2 separate regions of the Homo sapiens genome follow, and region 1 is linked to region 2. The links are chromatin loops, found by intact Hi-C in ENCODE. Cell type or tissue: HepG2. All regions are shown on one strand. Each heading gives the region's core, and the rest is flanking DNA. Links, peaks and the distances in the headings are about the cores only.

What was found. A loop is a pair of places that touch in the nucleus more often than their neighbours do. Peaks named below come from ENCODE experiments on the same cell type or tissue, not always from the same donor. Only the 100,000 strongest peaks of a DNase experiment are listed, where the experiment ranks them.
Region 1: a loop joins it to region 2, with 3 times the contacts of the local background. A loop is called at or near these places in 5 of 110 quality-filtered maps.

What each region holds. Positions count from the first base shown.
Region 1 is chr18:31,925,940-31,934,995 of GRCh38, forward strand. TRAPPC8 (trafficking protein particle complex subunit 8) reads right to left here. Exons shown (of 29, transcript NM_014939.5): 2 at 5,390-5,584. Among named protein-coding and RNA genes, the nearest start is that of TRAPPC8, 13 kb to the right of the region's middle. In HepG2, for the core only: no CTCF peak of the experiment used is centred there; a DNase peak (open chromatin) is centred at 3,542.
Region 2 is chr18:31,972,710-31,981,765 of GRCh38, forward strand. No RefSeq gene overlaps it. Among named protein-coding and RNA genes, the nearest start is that of TRAPPC8, 34 kb to the left of the region's middle. In HepG2, for the core only: a CTCF peak has its summit at 4,747 (motif pointing left); a DNase peak (open chromatin) is centred at 4,752; H3K27me3 peaks cover 378 bases.

The sequences.
Region 1 (9,056 bases), core at 318-8,317, 47 kb before region 2:
TTCTCAGGAAGCTACTAGAGATGTCCTTCACCATACTAAGGAAATACACACAAAATATATATAAATGAAATACTACAGAGAAGTGAAGGGAAGGAAATCCTCAGGATGACAGCTGTGGAGTGGGCCTCGGACAGCAACCAGTCCGACATAAAATTGAACACCATTTCCCAGCTTTTATTTCATTATATTCTCTGTGTTTTACAGCTTTTTTCTAATCAATCCTTTCCCCCGATTAAAGTATTTTTTAAAATAACACCACAATTGTATTGTGTATCTATTTATGCATGGAGACCCTTTGGAGAGCCACAGACCACTGTAATAGCTAAGATTTTTTTGTCCCCCAAGGACCAATTTTTACCACATAGGAATATCATCCTTAATGAGAATATATGCAGTAACAATAGAGATTTCTTGAAGGAGCCATTGATAAATGGGTTATTTGACAAATTAATCTCTCGAGTAGAAAATACAGTTGAAGAAGTCTGAGAAACTAGCAACAGACACAAAGAACTGAGCAAGATGTTTTGTTTTGGTTTTTTTTTTTTTGAGACAGAGTTTCGCTCTTGTTGTCCAAGCTGGAGTGCAACGGTGGGATCTCGGCTTACTGCAACCTCCGCCTCAAGCAGCTGGGATTACAGGAGTGTGCCACCACGCCCAGCTGATTTTCTGTATTTTTAGTAGAAACAGGGTTTCACCATTTTAGTCAGGCTGGTCTTGAACTCCTGACCTCAGGTGATTCAGCCTCCCAAAGTGCTGGGATTACAGGCGTGAGCCACCACAAGATGTTTTTAAAAAGACAATTACTAACTCCTGAAAACACAAAATACTGTATCAGAAAGCCCAATAATTGGCTAAGCAGTGAAGAAGTGAATGACATTTAGTCATATTATAAGCAGTGAATATTAACCAAAAACTATGAGATGGAGTGGAAAGGATAGACAGTAATTAAGCCAAATCCTTATCAATGATAATGAGAAGTCAATAAATAAAACTTATTTAAATTTAAAACTTATTACGCCATAGACAGCCATATAAAAATATTACTTAGAAGCACATAATCAATACCCGAGGAAAAGACTACAGAAATTGGTGGGGCAAGGTACAGATCACTGTTGTTTTTTCCTTTAAGTCTTTTTATCATTTTGTCTATGTACACATATCATTTTGATAAATTTATTTTTCTTTTGAGGCAGGGTCTTGCTCTGTCACCTAGGTTGGAGTGCAGTTGCGCAATCACAGCTTTTTGCACCCTTGACTTCACAGGCTCAAGCAATCTTCTCACCTCAGCCTCCTGAGTAGCTGGGACTACAGGTATACACCACCACACCCAACTAATTTTTTTTTTTTGAGACTCACTCTGTTGCCCAGGCTGGAGTGCAGTGGCGTGATCTCGGCTGACTGCAACCTCTGCCTCCCAGGTTCAAGCGATTCTCCTGCCACAGCCTTCCAAGTAGCTGGGACTACAGGTGCCTGCTGCTGGCTAATTTTTGAATTTTTAGTAGAGACAGGGTTTCACTGTGTTGGCCAGGCTGGTCTGGAATTCCTGACCTCAAGTGATCCACCCGTCTCAGCCTCCCAAAGTGCTGGGATTACAGGCGTGAGCCACCATGCCCAGCTACCAGCTAATTTTTTTTAAAAAATTTTCTTCAGATGGGGTCTCAATATGTTACCCAGGCTGGTCTTGAACTCCTGGCCTCAAGTGATCCTCCCACCTTAGCTTCCCAAAGCGCTGGGATTAGAGGCCTGAGCGACTATGCCTGGCCTTAATAAATTAAAAGTAACAGGTATATGGGCTTTGGAGGTTAGCAAAATATTTGCAGTATGAAAAAGATACTTTTGGTCAGCATCTGAACTCATTCCTGTCATCTCAGCACTTTGAGAGGTGGCTGCTTGAGGCCAGTGGTTTGAGACCAGCCTAGGCAACATAGCAAATGAGTGGACCTGGTCACTCATGCTTGTAATCCCAGCACTCTGGGAGGCCAAAGCAGGCAGATCACTTGAGGTCAGGAGTTTTAGACAAACGTGGCCAACATGGTGAAACCCCGTCTCTTATTAAAAATACAAAAATTAGCCGGGTGTGGTGGTGCACACCTGTAGTCCCAGAAACTCAGGAGGCTGGGGCAGAAGAATCGTGTGAACCCAGGGGGAAGAGGTTGCAGTGAGCCAAGATCGTGCCACTACACTCCAGCCTGGGCAAAAGAGTGAGACTCCGACTAAAAAAAATAAAATAAAATAAAATAAAATAAAATTAAAATTAAATAAAATAAAAAATACATAGGCCAGGCACAGTGGCTCACAACTGTAATCCCAGCACTTTGGGAGGCCAAGGTACGAGGATCGCTTGAGGCCAGAAGTTCAACACCAGCCTGCTAATAAACACAGCGAGACCTTATCTCTACACACACACACACACACACACACACACACAGATTTTAATTAACCAAGCATAGTACACACCTATAGTCCCACCTACTCAGGAGGCTGAGATGGGATGACCCCTTGAGCTCAAGAGTTCAAGGTTACAGTGGGCTATGATCATACCACTGCACACCAGCCTTAGGGTGATAGAGTAAGACCCTGTCTCTTAAAAATAAGAAAAAAAAATAAAAGAAATAAATATAAGACAAAAAGATATTTTTGTTTTTTAAATATGATAGGTAATCCCTCTCTGTGCCCCTTTAGCACTTTTGGCATACCAGGTATGCCACAGCTCTATTACAATGTATTGTTGATATTAACGTATTATAAATTAGACCTTACTATGATTACTGATTAACACGTTTGTCTCCCTACCAGATTATAAACTTTAAAGCATGTGTTATTCATCTCTGCATCTCAATACAAAGCACACAGCAGAAATCAATAAATATTTGTTGCATGGCTAACAAACTTGTTAAGATCCTGCAAAACAGAATCACATATAAAGGTCTACGAGAGGCCTTAAGAAAGAATCCAGCCAGGCCAGGAGTGGTGGCTCACGCCTGTAATCCCAGCACTTTGGGAGGCTGAGGCAGGTGGATCAGTTGAGGTCAGGAGTTCGAAACCAGCCTGGCCAACATGATGAAACTCCATCACCTCTAAAAATACAAAAAATTAGCTGGGCGTGGTGGTGGGCACCTGTAATCCCAGATACTCGGGAGGCTGAGGCAGGAGAATCTCTCGAACCCGGGAGGTGGAGGTTTCAGTGAGCCGAGATCATGCCACCACACTCCAGCCTGGGTGACAGAGTGAGACTCCGTCTCAAAAAAAGTGAAAAAAAAAAAAAGAAAAGAATCCAGCCAAACTCCTGTTTTCAGAGGTGGAAACAGAGTCTCAGAAACACTAAGTGACTTGGCTGGGCATGGTGGCTCATGCCTGTAATCTCAACACTTTGAGAGGCCAGGGTGAGAGGATCACTTGAACATAGTGAGACCCTGTCTCTACAAAAAAATTTAAAAATTAGCCAAGCATGGTGGTGTGCAGCTATAGTCCTAATTACTTGGGAGGCTGAGGTGAGAAGATTGCATAAGTCCAGGAGTTCAAGGCTGCAATGAGCAATGATTACACCACTACACTCCAGCCTGTGTGACAGAGAGAGACCTTGTCTCTTTTAAAAAAACATATTAGCCTGGCATAGTTGGTAGGCTGAGGTGAGAGGATCACCTGAGCCCAGGGAGGTTGAGGCTACAGTGAACTGTGATAGCACCACTGCACTCCAGCCTGGTTGACAGAGTGAGACCCTGTCACAAAAAATACTATAAATAAAAATAAAAAGAAACACTAAGTGACTTATTCAGGTTATCTAATTAACTAATGACTATGGTAGTACAAAAACTTGGACACTCTGGCATTTGATTCATTGCCCTTCACACTACAACACTGATGAGAGAAAAATAACAGTTCAAATTCTATTCCTTTCTCCAAGAAATACCCAAATTTTTGCTTCATATTGAAAACATGCTAGGAACTGTTAAGAAATTCAGATTTTTTTGACTGGTAAAGATAACCATAATATTCTCAACTTAAAATTATCAAGTTGACTCATCTTGCTGGAATTAAAACTAAAGGCAAAGAAAAAAGAAAAAAATACAGAACACTTAAACGAAATAATTCTACAAATATTTTTAACTATACAAGAGCAACAACTAACTTGGTGACCTAACATATGCCTGTTTCAAATTCTCTGCGTATGTTTAGGAAAAACTTTTTTTTTTTTTTTTAAACAGAGTCTCGCTCTGTTGCCCAGGCTGGAGTGCCATGGTGCCATCTTGGCTCACTGCAACCTCTGCCTCCCGGGTTCAAGCGATTCTTCTGCCTTGGCCTCCCAAGTAGCTGGGATTACAGGCACCTGCCACCACACCCAGCTAATTTTTGTATTTTTAGTAGAGACGGGGTTTCACTATGTTGGTCAGGCTGGTCTTGAACTCCTGACCTCAAGTGATCCGCCTGCCTCGGCCTCCCAAAGTGCTGGGATTACAGGGGTAAGCCACCACGCCTGGCTGCTTAGGAAAATCTTTAAATATGATATTAGGAAGTATTAAAGTATTAGATTATAAACTATCCTGGCCTAAAAAGATTACTTTATTAGACTGCTGAAATATGTTAATTTGATGATGTACTTTGAATATTTTCCCTCTAAAATATCTACCCCATGTCAATTAAGACTTTTTAATATTGGAAAACAGTTAGACCAAATACTTCTAATTCACTTTACATATTAATATATAATTTCAGGCTGGGAACAGTGGCTCACACCTGTAATCCCAGCACTTGGGAAGCTAAGCAGGAGGATCACTTGAGGTCAGGAGTTTAACACCAGCCTGGGGAACATAATGAGACTCCCTATCTCTATAAAAATTTAACTTAAAAAATAAAACACAGGAGGATCACTTGAGGTCAGGAGTTTAAGACCAGCCTGGGGAACATAATGAGACCCCCTATCTCTATAAAAATTTAATTTAAAAAATAAAATACATATGTACATATATGATTTTACCTACCAATCTTGTTATGAAAACATTTACCATTCAAGTTAAAGACGTACTCACAACAGATTACATATTTACGCATTTTATAAACATTTCCTCCACTTAACACCAAGCAAGATAAAAATACAATAAACTTAATGCTTATTTAATTATAATATTACTTATGTCACAAAAGAATTTTTTAATTTACTGTTAGTTCTTTCATTCAACAAATATTTATTATGCATATGTTCTAGATACTACTTTAGGTCCTAAAATAATAAACAGGCAAAGTTCCTAGGACTGTTTTCAACATTGTATTCTCAGGCCCTAGCACTTAGTAAACTCTTAAATACATGTTGATCATCTCCCAAGTCATAGAATCGCTTTTTCTAACAAAACGAAATTTCACTCAAAAAATAACAATAAACCTTGTTACATACCACTGATGTTAAGGTCATAATCTCCTGCTGTAATCACATTAGCTACTAATCCTTCTGCAGGCTGACTGCCAGAAACAACATCATTCAAAAGCTTCCGGATGGCTCCAGGCTGAGGTGGCTGGGTGACAATGTTGCTTACTGCTATCTTCAAATTTTTAATTACGTGAAGTTGATTATTAGGATCTCTCATGTGAACTTTAAAGAAAAAAAGAAAAAAACTTGAAATTAATTCTATACAATGCATAATAACCCAAAATTGGGCTGATGGTTTACAAACAAAAAGGATGTACAAAGCAGAAGCCAGCAATTCCAAGTGGAACGTTCTTCCAGAAATATAAATGGTTGACAACATTCCCTCATATACCAAAAGGGCTAGCTAGACAGTTTATTAACCACAGGATTCCTTCCCCTCTCACTACTGCTCAGCTTTCCTACTGTAGGTCCTCTCCTTTCCTATGTTTGGAGTTGCCAGAAACCAACTACTATCCATACCACTTCCCTTATTCTCACCTCACACTAAAGCTGGTCCAAGGCAGCGTAAGGTCTATGGTATTAACACTAGAAACAGTAAAAGGAAAAAGAAAGGGGAGTTAAAATGTTGCACTTGGGCTTCCTTCTTCTTTCCCTAGTCGGCCTGCATTCTTAGCCTCTTTTTCACTCTCATAAAAATCAATGCCCACACCAGTGCACGATGCTGTGGTGGAGGCTGTGCATGTGCAGGGCCAAGAGGTATGTAGAAACTCTCTGTACTTTCTGCTCAAATTTGCCATTAATCTAAAACTGGTCTTAAAAATAGAGTCTACTTAAAAAAAAAACTCTGGCCAGGCGCGGTGGCTCACGCCTATAATCACAGCACTTTGGGAGGCCGAGACAGACAGCTTGAAGTCAGGAGTTGGAGACAAGCCTGGCCAACATGGCAAAACCTTGTCTCTAGTAAAAATACAAAAAATTAGCTGGGTATGGTGGCGGGTGCCTGTAATCCCAGCTACTCAGGAGGCTGAGGCAGGAGAATTGCTTGAATCCGGGAGGCGGAGGTTGCAGCGAGCCGAGATTGCACTGCTGCACTCTAGCTTGGGTGACAGAGTGAGACTTGGTCTCCAAAAAAAAAAAAACAACAACAACAACAAAAAAACAATGTCCAGATCCCTTTTACCACCCTAATACTTCCTGCCTCCACCGTCCTATAGTCCTTGTTTCAGCCTATACAATTTATAACCAGTAAGTAGTTCAGAGATTCAGGACAGGGAATAGGTTCTGAGGCAATTACAGCAAGAAGACAGTGTCCACAGTCCACAGAACAAAATGTGAGCATATTTTTTCACATAATCAGACAAAATGTTCCACAGTAGCATTAAAAGCAGTCCATTACAGGGCTGGGCACAGTGGCTCACGCCTGTAATCCCAGCACTTTAGTAGGTAGAGGTGGGTGGATCACCTGAGGTCAGGAGTTCGAGACCAGCCTGGCCAACATAGTGAAACCTCGTCTCTACTAAAAATACAAAAAGTAGCCAGGCATGGTGGCGGGCGCCTGTAATCCCAGCTACTGGGGACGCTGAGGCAGGAGAATCACTTGAATGCGGAGGCTGCAGTGAGCCAAGGCGGAGGGTTGCAGTGAGCCAAGATTGCGCCACTGCATTCCAGCCTGGGCGACAGAGTGAGACTCCGTCTCAAAAAAAAAAAAAAAAAAAAAAAGCCGGGCGCAGTGGCTCACACCTGTAATCCCAGCACTTTGGGAGGCCAAGGCGGGCAGATCACGAGGTCAGGAGACCGAGACCATCCTGGCTAACACGGTGAAACCCTGTCTCTACTAAAAACATAAAAAATTAGCCGGGCGTGGTGGTGGGCACCTATAGTCCCAGCTACTTGGGAGGCTGAAGCAGGAGAATGGTGTGAACCCGGCGGGCGGAGCTGGCAGTGAGCTGAGATCGTGCCACTGCACTCCAGCCTGGGCAACAGAGCGAGACTCCGTCTCAAAAAAAAAAAAAAAAAAAAGGAGTCCATTATAATGATTGAGGACCCAGCTTTTGGAGTTGGACCTTGATTTAAATCCCAACCCATTACTTATCAACTGGGTTACCCTGAACAACTTAACCCTTCTGTGCTTCAAATTCTTCATCTGCACATGTGATTACTATCTACTTCACGGGATCATTTTAGTGATTTAGGTGAACTATTGTTAGACAGTAATTGCAAAGCACTGAGCACCATGCTCAACAATACATAATGAAGGCGGTATAGCAGCAGCAGCAGATACAACATCACCTATTTCACCTGCACCATGGGTTATTATCACATACAAATAAGAGGCAACTTTGGGAAAGTGGTCTGGGTACCTACAAATAAAGAATGACACATTCTTCTCAATGGAAAATGCCTTATACCAAAATCAAGGCCTGCGTATATTTTAAATAAAGTTATATGCATACAAACTTTTCTACATTTCCTATGTGTTCTATTGATTTCTAACATTTTTTACTAAAAAAAAAGACTCAAAAACGTTTTTAAAATACTGTATGTGGTACAAATGTGTATTTATATTGTAAACATAAATATAGATACACAAAAAGTATACATGCAGCCGGGCATGGTGTCTCACTGTTGTAATCCCAGCACTTTTGGGAGGCTGAAGCGGGCGGAACACTTGAGGTCAGGAGTTCGAGACCAGCCTGGCCAACAAGGTGAAACCCCCATCTCTACTAAAATACAAAAATTAGCCAGGCATGGTGGCAAGCGCCTGTATTCCCAGCTATTTGGAAGGCTGAGGCAAGAGAATCACTTGAAACCAGGAGGCAGAAGTTGCAGTGAGCCAAGATTGCGCCACTGCACTCCAGCCTGGGCGACAGAGACTCCCTTTCAAAAAAAAAAAATGGTACATGCAAATTCTATGATAGTGGTTGCCTATAAAAGGAAGGAAAGAAAAGAGACTAAGATAAGGTAGAAAGAAAACTTCAACCTGGGAAGTCTGTCCTATAACGTTTGATTTTTTTTTTAAAAGAAAAGATAAAAAGCAAATATGATGGAGGGTTAATATTTGTTAGTTCTGGGTAGTGGGGAGGTGGATGTTTCTTGTATTATCTGCATTCTTCTATAACTGTTATGTTTTCTAACTTAAATAAACATACCAGCCTCTCTCCCTAAACTTCCCAGTCAGTCTAATTATGCAGCAGAGAAACAAACAAACAAACAAAAAAACTATGGTGCATTTCTGATATCCTTAGGAACATATTGGACAAGTATTTTCCTTAAAGTTGCTTCATAGCTGGGCGCAGTGGCTCACACCTGTAATCCCAGCACTTTGGTAGGTCAAGGCGGGCGGATCACCAGAGGTCAGGAGTTCAAGACCAGCCTGGCCAACGTGGTGAAACCCCGTCTCTACTAAAAATACAAAATTAGCCGGGCATGGTGGCACGTGCCTGTAATCCCAGCTACTCTGGAGGCTGAGGCAGGAGAATCGCTTGAACCCGGGAGGCAGAGGTTGCACTGAGCCGAGACCACACCATTGTACTCCAGCCTGGGCAATGAGAGCTGAGATCACACTACTGCACTCCAGCCTGGGCAATGAGAGCTGAGATCACACTACTGCACTCCAGCCTGCTGGGCAACAGAGAGAGGCTCCGTCTCATAAATAAATAAATAAATAAATAAATAAATAAATAAATAAAATGTA
Region 2 (9,056 bases), core at 711-8,710:
GCTAGACCCCCTTCTCTACAAAAAAAATTAAAAATTAGTCAGGCATGGTGGCATGCACCTGTAGTTCCTGCTACTCAGGAGGCTGAGGTGGGAGGAGTGCTTGAGCCCAGGAAGTCGAGGCTGCAGTGAGGTATAATCATGCCACTGCACTCTAGCCTGGCCAACAGAGTGAGACCAAAAGAAAGAATAAAGAAAAGAGACCGGGCATGGTGTCTCATGCCTGTAACACCAGCACTTTGGGAGTCCGAGGCAAATCACGAAGTCAAGAGGTCTAGACCATCCTGGCCAACATGGTGAAACCCCATCTCCACTAAAAATACAAAAAAATGAGCTGGGCATGGTGGCACATGCCTGTAGTCCCACCTACTCTGGAGGCTGAGACAGGAGAATCCCTTGAACCCAGGAGGTGGAGGTTGCAGTGAGCTGAGATTGTGCTACTACACTCCAGCCTGGCAACAGAATGAGAATCCATCTCAAAAAAAAAAAAAAAAAGTAAATAAAATAAAAAACCAAAAATCTAACCAAACAAAACATGCCAGCTTTTCTATATTATTTATTTTTTGAGATGGAATCTCATTCTGTCACCCAGGCTAGAGTGCGGTGGCACAATCTTGGCTCACTGCAACCTCTGCCTCCCGGGTTCAAGCGATTCTTCTGCCTCAGTCTCCCAAGTGGTTGGGACTACAGGCAGCTGCCACCACATGCGGCTAATGTTTGTATTTTTAGTAGAGACAGGGTTTCACCATATTGGCCAGGCTGGTCTCGAACTCCTAACATTGTGATGCACCTGCCTCAGCCTCCCAAAGTGCTGGGATTACAGGCATGAGCCACTGCACCCGGCCTATTTTTGTTTTTAAGAAAACTTGCAGAACAAGGCCAGCCACTGTGGCTCAAACCTGGAACCCCAGTGCTTTGGAAAGCTGAGACAAGAGGATCACTTGAGGCCCAAAGTCCACTGCCAGGATGGGCAACATAGTGAGACCCTGTCTCTGCCAAAAAAAAAAAAAAAATTTAAATTAACCAGTTGTGATGGCTTGCACCCATAGTCCTAGCTACTCATGAGACTGAGATGGGAAGTTTCTTGGGCCCAGGAGTTTGAGGCTGCAATGAGCTATAATGTGCCACTGTACCACAGCCTGAGTGATAGAGTAAGACACTGTCTCTTAAACAAACAGGCTGGGCTTGGTGGCTTATGCCTGTAATCCCAGCACTTTGGGAGGCCAAGGTGGGGAGATCGCTTGAGGTCAGGAGTTCAAGACCAGCCTTGCCATGATTGTGAAACCCCATCTCTACTAAAAATACAAAAATTCACTGGACATGGTGGCACATGCCAGTAATCCCAGCTACTCAGTGTTGGAAATAAGAGCTCAGAGTTGTAAAGAAAATGAGCATTCAAATAAAGGATTTCTCAGCAAGGCAAATGTGCTTCTGCAGAAGGGTGCTGCTCATTCTTGTCACTGCAAGAGCACACTGAACAAAGAAGGGAATGGGTTTTTATCCCTAACACAGTCAGTCCCTACTACTGTGTCCAGTCCCCATTGGCTGGGGTCAGACTGCACAACCTAAGCTGATTCTGATTGGCCACATAAAAATGGAGCAGGGGTGGGAGCTACAGCGGTGGGAAGAGCAGTTTCGGAACTAAGGGTGCCAAGTAATGCACAGATGTGGATTGTTACAGATTGGGAACGGATGTGGGTTACAGATTGGGAATGGATGTGGATTACAGATTGGGAATGGCTGGAAATTTTTTACCATAACTAGGGGCAAGGAGGCAAGGAAGATAGGCTTTGAAAATAGAGGACAATGGATCTTTGAAGAGGAACTCAATGTTTCCTACTACTTCCCCCTCTTGATTTTCATAATTCTTCCTCTTCAAACTCTTTAACATGTCTTGACTCTGCTGTTCTGCTTGGTTTTCTAAAAGTAGGAGTTTATCTGAGTAAGGTGGGGGAGAATTAAAGGTTTTGGTGAGAGCTGTTTCTATAAGTCTCTGCACCAATCCATGAATACAGGGTATGATGCAGCATCCTACAAGAATAAGTACACCTATAACAATTGCAAGAGGTAAGGCCTTGTAATGCCTTTGTAATTGTTCCACTGGGGGCTATGTTATTAGGGATGGAATAAGGACAGGACAGACTGGTTGGTAAGCTCTTGGAAGGGGTTAAGCTCACTGCATCCCATTACGTCTCCAAGGAATGCTAAGTTTTCCTCCTGTCATGAGAGACAGGAGGTAAAATTGGCATCAGGAGACAGAGGCTGGATGGCCCTCGGAGGCTGACCCACAGGGTGTCAGACTTTAGGGAGTAGCAGAGAAAGAGATCAGCAGAATTCATTACCCCAGGCTGTGGGGTCTTGGAAGAGAGCTACCATAAAGCTCATGCCCTGTCGAATGGAAGACCATCCAAGTGGTCACTGGGTATGGAAGGGATAAAGGAGGTATAGGAGGGTTAAATTGTTATTAGCTTTAGTTTGGTAGGACTCTCCTCCGGAACAATGGCCCATGACTCTGGAAGTGGTGACACCTTCTTGACTTGGGTATGATGAGTCCATCCTCTTTCTGCTGTTTGGACTGCAGTCTCAGTGGTTACAAGCACTAGGTAGGGTGCTTCCCAAGCTGGTTCTAGTTTTCCTTCTTTCCAACTTTTGATGAGGACATAACCCCCAGGCTGATGCTGGTGTGCTGGGAACTCTAAGGGTGGCACCTGTGCTAAAAGACCTTTAGTTCTGAGAGAAGAGAAAGTGGAAGATAGACCGAGTATATAATTTCTGAGAAACTGATCTTTTGTTTCAAACATAGGAATGTCAGCAGTGGAGTGTAAATAGGGCAGCCCATATAGCATCTCATAAGGGGATAAACCAACATCTTTCTGAGGGGCAGTTCAGATTCTTAACAAGGCAATGAGTAGGCATCTAGTCCATGGCAACTGAGTCTTTTAAGACTAATTTGGTTAAGTGACTCTATTTTCTCCACTCTTCCCCAATGAAGGTGGGTGCCAGGGAGTATGGTATTCCCATGTTATGTCTAGTGCTTGGGTTAATTTCTTAATGACATGCACAGTGAAATAAGTCCCATTATCTGAACCAATATTTTCTGTTAGTCCATACCTGGGTATAATATTTTCAATCAATGCTTTGACTACATTATTAAGTTGCACTTGAAAAGGGAATAGCTTCCACCCAGTGAGTAAGGTGATCTACTATCACTAATAAGCACTTTAGGCGAATGAATGAGGGCATTTCAGTGTAATCAACTTGGACACTTTGGAATGGTCTTAATCCTGGACTTCTTCACCAAGGGGTGGTTTTCTAAGGGTCTACTTATTAGTCTTTTTGCATATTAGGCAACTATCTGTAACTTGTCTTGCCAGAGTATAAATTCTTATACATCCATAAACCCTGAGAACTGCATCACACATAGCTTGAGGTCCCGTTTTGATGCAAGTGAGATAAGACTTCTCTCATGAGGGGTTTGGATAACATTTATCTTTGGTCTGGTAGCACCCATTTCCCTTCTGAATTTTCTTTGGCACCTATTTTCATTGATTTCTCCCTTTCAGTGGAAGAGAAGATGGGGACTGGTCAGGGGAGGAAGACAAGGGATTAGGTGAAAAGTGGGTGTTTCAGAGGAAATGGCAGCTTGTTTGGCTATTTGATCTGCAAGGTTATTCCCTCGACTTTCAAAAGAAAGACCTTTTTGGTGTCCTGGGATATGGACAATAGCTGTCTCTTCTGGCAGCTGGAGGTTATCTAATACTTGAGTGATTAATTGCTTGTGGACAAGGTCTTGGCCTTTGCTATTGAGACCTCGTTCAGTCCAAATTTTCCACAGGTGTGAGCTACCCCGCCTCCAAGGCATACTTGGAATCAGTATAAATAGTCCCTTCCTGGTTTTGCAAGTGTTTCAAAGCCTGATTTAATGCAAACAATTCACAAGTTTGGGTGGACGAATTGTTAGCCAATCTTCCTGACTATATTTCTGCAAGAGCTTCCCCATCAACTACTGAATACCCATTATGTCTCTTTCCTTCAATTACCCAGGAAGGGCCATCTATAAATAAATGCTGTCCTGTTTTGAAAGGGGTCTCTCTTAAATTGGGCCTGACTTTTGTGTGATAATCAATTAAATCTAAACACTGATGCTCAGGTCCTTTTAGATTTGGATTTCCTGTTAGAAAACCTGCTGAGTTAAGTGAGTTATCAGTGGTTAGTGTTAAATCATCTCTTTCTAATAGGATAGCTTCATACGCTAAAATCCTTGAGTCAGTGAGCCACCATCCTGCTTTCTGGTTTAAAATAGCTCTAACTTGATGGAGTGTGCTTACAACCAAAATTCCCCCAAAAATTAGCTTTCTGCTTTCTTCAGTTAACAAAGCAGTGGCTGCAATAGATTGAACACATTCGGGCCATCCACAGGTTACGGGGTCTAAAACCTTTGATAGAAAGGCTACAGGTTGCCAGTGGCCCCCATGTTCTTGGGTAAGTACCCCTAAAGCTACCCCCTTGTTTACATTAACAAAGAGGTAAAATGGCTTTTCTAGGAGTTCCTGCTTAGTTTTAGGCAAAGTTAGGGATACAATTCCTTCAACTCGCTCAGGTCCTATCCTTCGTTTGTCCTTACTTATTAAGTGCCCTAAGTATTTAACTTCAGGCTCTACAAATTGGAGTTTTCCCTTTGAAACCTGTAAGCCTTTTTATCCGAAATGGTTAAGGAGGCCAATGGAGAGTAATTTCAGTGGGCCTTATCCTTTGGAGCCCCCTGCTGGAAGGTGGATAACATAATACTTGCTTTTTGTTTTTGCTTACGTATACTTTCTGAGCTTCCCTAAGGAGTTCATTCATGGGACGGTCTTTTCAATTCTCTATCTTTTGTCTTTAGCATTCCCTGCCCAAGGGGATCTTCATATTTTCCCAGTGAGCTGCATTGTTATTGTCCCACTGGGGGTCTTAGGCGGATAATTTTTGGTCTGCGGCGGGAACATTTTGATGTGAGAATGTTCGTGTTCCCAAATTACCATAGCAGCTCTACAGATTATTCTCCTTTCTTCCCCTGAAAAGAGGATGCCCATGATGGACATTAATTCAGCCCAAGTATATAATTGGAGTCCTAAAAATTGGTCAATTTTATCTGCCACTCCATAAGGGTCATCTAACAGTGGCTTGACTTTTTTTTCAAATTTCAAACTTCTGAGCTGGTTAAAGGGACATTCACAAAGCCAATGGCTCCCCCTCCTATGGGCACCTCTCTTAAGGGGAGGAATGTTGGAGCTGATTCCCTAGAGGTAGAGGGGAAAGGGAAGTTCTGAATATCCTTTTTACATTGCTCTACCTCACGTTGAAATCCTTTTAGGGAAGGGTACTTAGGAGCAGGCTCATGCAATGATAGTTCCCAAAAGTCAGGGTCATAAGGAGGAGGAACAACGTGAGTAAGGGAAGGATCTGGGGCAGTAGTGGCTGTCTGAGGGGGAGGGAAGTTAGGATCAGGGGCATTAAGCAGGGGAAGGTGGTCTACAGGATCCCATACTCTGGTGGACTGTTTGGAGGTAAGGACCCTATTCTTTTCTGAGGAGTTGGTTTCTGACTTACTTCCTGTAGTTTTTAGGGGATAAAGGAAGACTGGGGGTTTCCCATCCTGGAGATTTGACCTGAGGCCCAATCCCTCATCCTAGAGATTTCTTACCTTTCCTTTCTCTAAAGGCTCAACCCCCCTTACTGGAGATTTCTTGCCTTTCCTTTCTCTAAAGGCTCAACCTCCCTTACTGGAGATTTCTTGCCTTTATCCCGACCACCAAGGAAATACTGTGTCGCCCCCCACGACGTTTCTTACCTTGGTCTGTGCACAGAGTTACCTGGTTGCTGCAGTATGTGAGGATCCTTTCTGCCCACATTGCTGAGTGTCCAGATTTATTCATCACACCGGGTAGGGCCCAATTCCTTACCCTGAGGCCACCACAACAAGGCAGTGGGATGCTTCTCCTCATGGGAGGGGACTGAAGACCCTTTCCCAGAGGAGAATGGGAATCCCAGATGAGCCCGGGAAATAAGAGCTCGGAGTCACAAAGAAAATGAGCACTCAAATGAAGGATTTCTCAGCAAGGCAAATTTACCTCTGCAGAAGCGCTGCTCGTTCTTCTGGTCACTGCAAGAATACACCAAATGAAGAAGGGAATGGGTTTTTATCCCTAACACAGTCAGTCCCTACTACTGTGTCCAGTCTGCATTGGCTGGGGTGGGACCACACAATCTAAGCTGATCCCATTTGGCTACTTCAAAATGGAACAGGGGTGGGAGCTACAGCAGAGGAAAGAGCAGTTTCGGAACTAAGGGTGCCAAATAAGGAACAGGTGTGGGTTGTTACAGATTGGGAATGGCTGTGGGTTACAGATTGGGAACAGATGTGGATTACAGATTGGGAATGGATGTGGGTTACAGATTGGGAACAGCTGAAAATTGTTTACCATAACTAGTGGCAAGGAGGCAAGGAAATTAGGCTCTGAAAATAGAGGACAAGCAGAACCTTTGAAGAGGAACTCACTGTTTCCAACATCGGGAGGCTGAGGCAGGAGAATCGCTTGAACTCAGGAGGCAGAGGCTGCAGTGAGCTGAGATCATGCCACTGCACTCCAGCCTGGGTGACAGAGTGAGACTCTGTCTCAAAAAAAAAAAAAAAAAAAAAAAAAGCAAACTTGCAGAATATGACGCTAAAGTTTTATGGGACCTTTAATTTTGTATCCACCTTCTCAGTATATTTGATATACTGGCTTCACATGGATACTTCACCTTTTTCAAGGATCAATTTCATTAGCATCAGTAGCCACTCTCTTTTTTATTTATTTTAACTTTCATTTTAGTGTCAAGGGTACATATGCAGGTTAGTTATATGGGTACATTGCATGTCTCAGGGGTTTGGAGTACAGATTATTTCATCACCCAGGTAATAAGCATGCTATCTGATAGGCACTTTTTCAGTCCTCACCCTCCTCCCACTCTCTGCCCTAAAGCAGGCCCCAGTGTCTGTAGTTCCATTTTTTGTGTCCATGTGTATTCTGTGTTTAGCTCCCACTTACTACTTTCATTTAACTCAACTTTGAAGCAATCTGCCAGCTCAGAAGTGATTCTTGCCTGAACAGAATTCCACTGGATAAGACCTACTCCAAGCATGAATACATAGTGAATGTTGACCAGCTATTGTTGGATATTGGCAGCAATAAATGATGTCATGTTTTTTCTCCAAGAGGGAAAGGAGAATGTTATCGGAGGAAGCATCCATAACAGGAAACTGGCATGATCTGTTTTCTAATGTCAATATGAGTCATATATTTATTTATTTATTCTTTTATTTATTTTGAGATGGAGTCTTGCTCTGTTGCCCAGGCTAGAGTGCAGTGGTGTGATCTCGGCTCACTGCAACATCCACCTCCCGGGTTCAAGCAACTCTCCTGCCTCAGCCTTCTGAGTAGCTGGGATTACAGGTGCCCACCACCATGCCCAGCTAATTTTTGTTTTTTTTTTTTTACTAGAGATAGGGTTTTGCCATGTTGGCCAGGCTGGTCTTGAACTCCTGACCTCAAATGATCCACCCCCCTTGGCCTCCCAAAGTGTTGGGATTATAGGCATGAGCCACTGTGCCTGGCATAGATTTATTTTTTTGAGCAGATTACATGTTTCTCTGAAATGAGGAAATGTTTTCTGTGATAATGATAGTGATCATGTAAAAGAATGGCCTGATCTAAAGGAATCACCGTTTTGTCCAAACAGGTGGTTACTGGGAACAGAATGTAAAAATAATTTGCTCACTGTTGTATCTCCAGCAATTGATACAATGCTTGGTAAAAAGCAGATCCTCAAAAAAAAAAAAAAAAAAAAAAAAAAACAACTTTAGAAAGTAAATAAAGAAAGGGGGAAGAGAGGAAAGCCAAGAGAATGAGGAAAGAAGTTTCAAGAACATCAGATAAAAGCCCAAATATTGATGCAGGAGAGGATCTCCAAAATCTATGTCCAACTTCCTTATTTTAGATATAGGAACTGCAGACACAGAGGAGTTCACTAACTTCCCAGGGTTATAATATCTCAGGCTAGATGGTTACTGTGTCATTCCCAGATGTTAGGATTTTGGACTGGTGTGTGTGTGTGCGTGCGTGCACACACGAGAGTGACTGTTGCCCAAGATGGAGTGCAGCCTAAGTAATTTTTGTGTTTTTGTAGAGACAAGGTATCCTCCCCCTGTTGCCCAGGCTGGTATTGAACCCCTGGGCTCAAGTCATCCACCAGCCTTGGCCTCCCAAAATGCTGGGATTACAGGCATGAGCCACTGCACCTGGCCAGGACTTTGGACTTCAGTCTTCTTAATGTAACACTAGTGGAGCTACAGGAAGTATCATCAAAGGAAGACCCTGGGATCTTGCACTCTGACTCCAGATTAGCATGCTGAGATTGGAGGAAGCTTGAGAAGTCTTAGCCACAGACTTGGAAGAAACTCTGGGATTTAAATGAGAGAGCAAAAGCAAGACATAGTGGAGCAATTTAATTCTAAACACCAGACTAAAACTGAGCAAATCCACAGGTGCTGTTATTTCCTTACTGTCAATGGTCTATACTTCTCTACACACATGCACCATTGTCCCCTCTTGCTAACAATCTGGGTTAGACTGCAGTAGTTAAAACTCAGGGACAAAAATTAGCTCTCTCAGAGATTATAATTTGCCAGTAGAATTCAGAGACTGTGATGGCACAGATGATAGTGGCTTCTCTCGACATCTGTACTGGGGCATGTGAATAGATGTAATCCTTGGAATACAGCAAAAAGTTCTGCAGCCAATCATTGGAAAAAGTGGAGTTACACAGATTTCTTCACGGTGAGACTTTATAAGGCCTTTAACAAACTAATATGAGTTTTGAATCTCAAAAAGGCAAATTGGTTCGTAGACTTTCCAAACTTTTTTGACCCGTACACTCCCTACTTTGATTTTGAGGACTTATTTTCCAAGGGACTATACTTCCCCAATGGTTGTTCTTTTTTTTGTTTTTAAACTGTGATTTCATATCATAAACCAGTT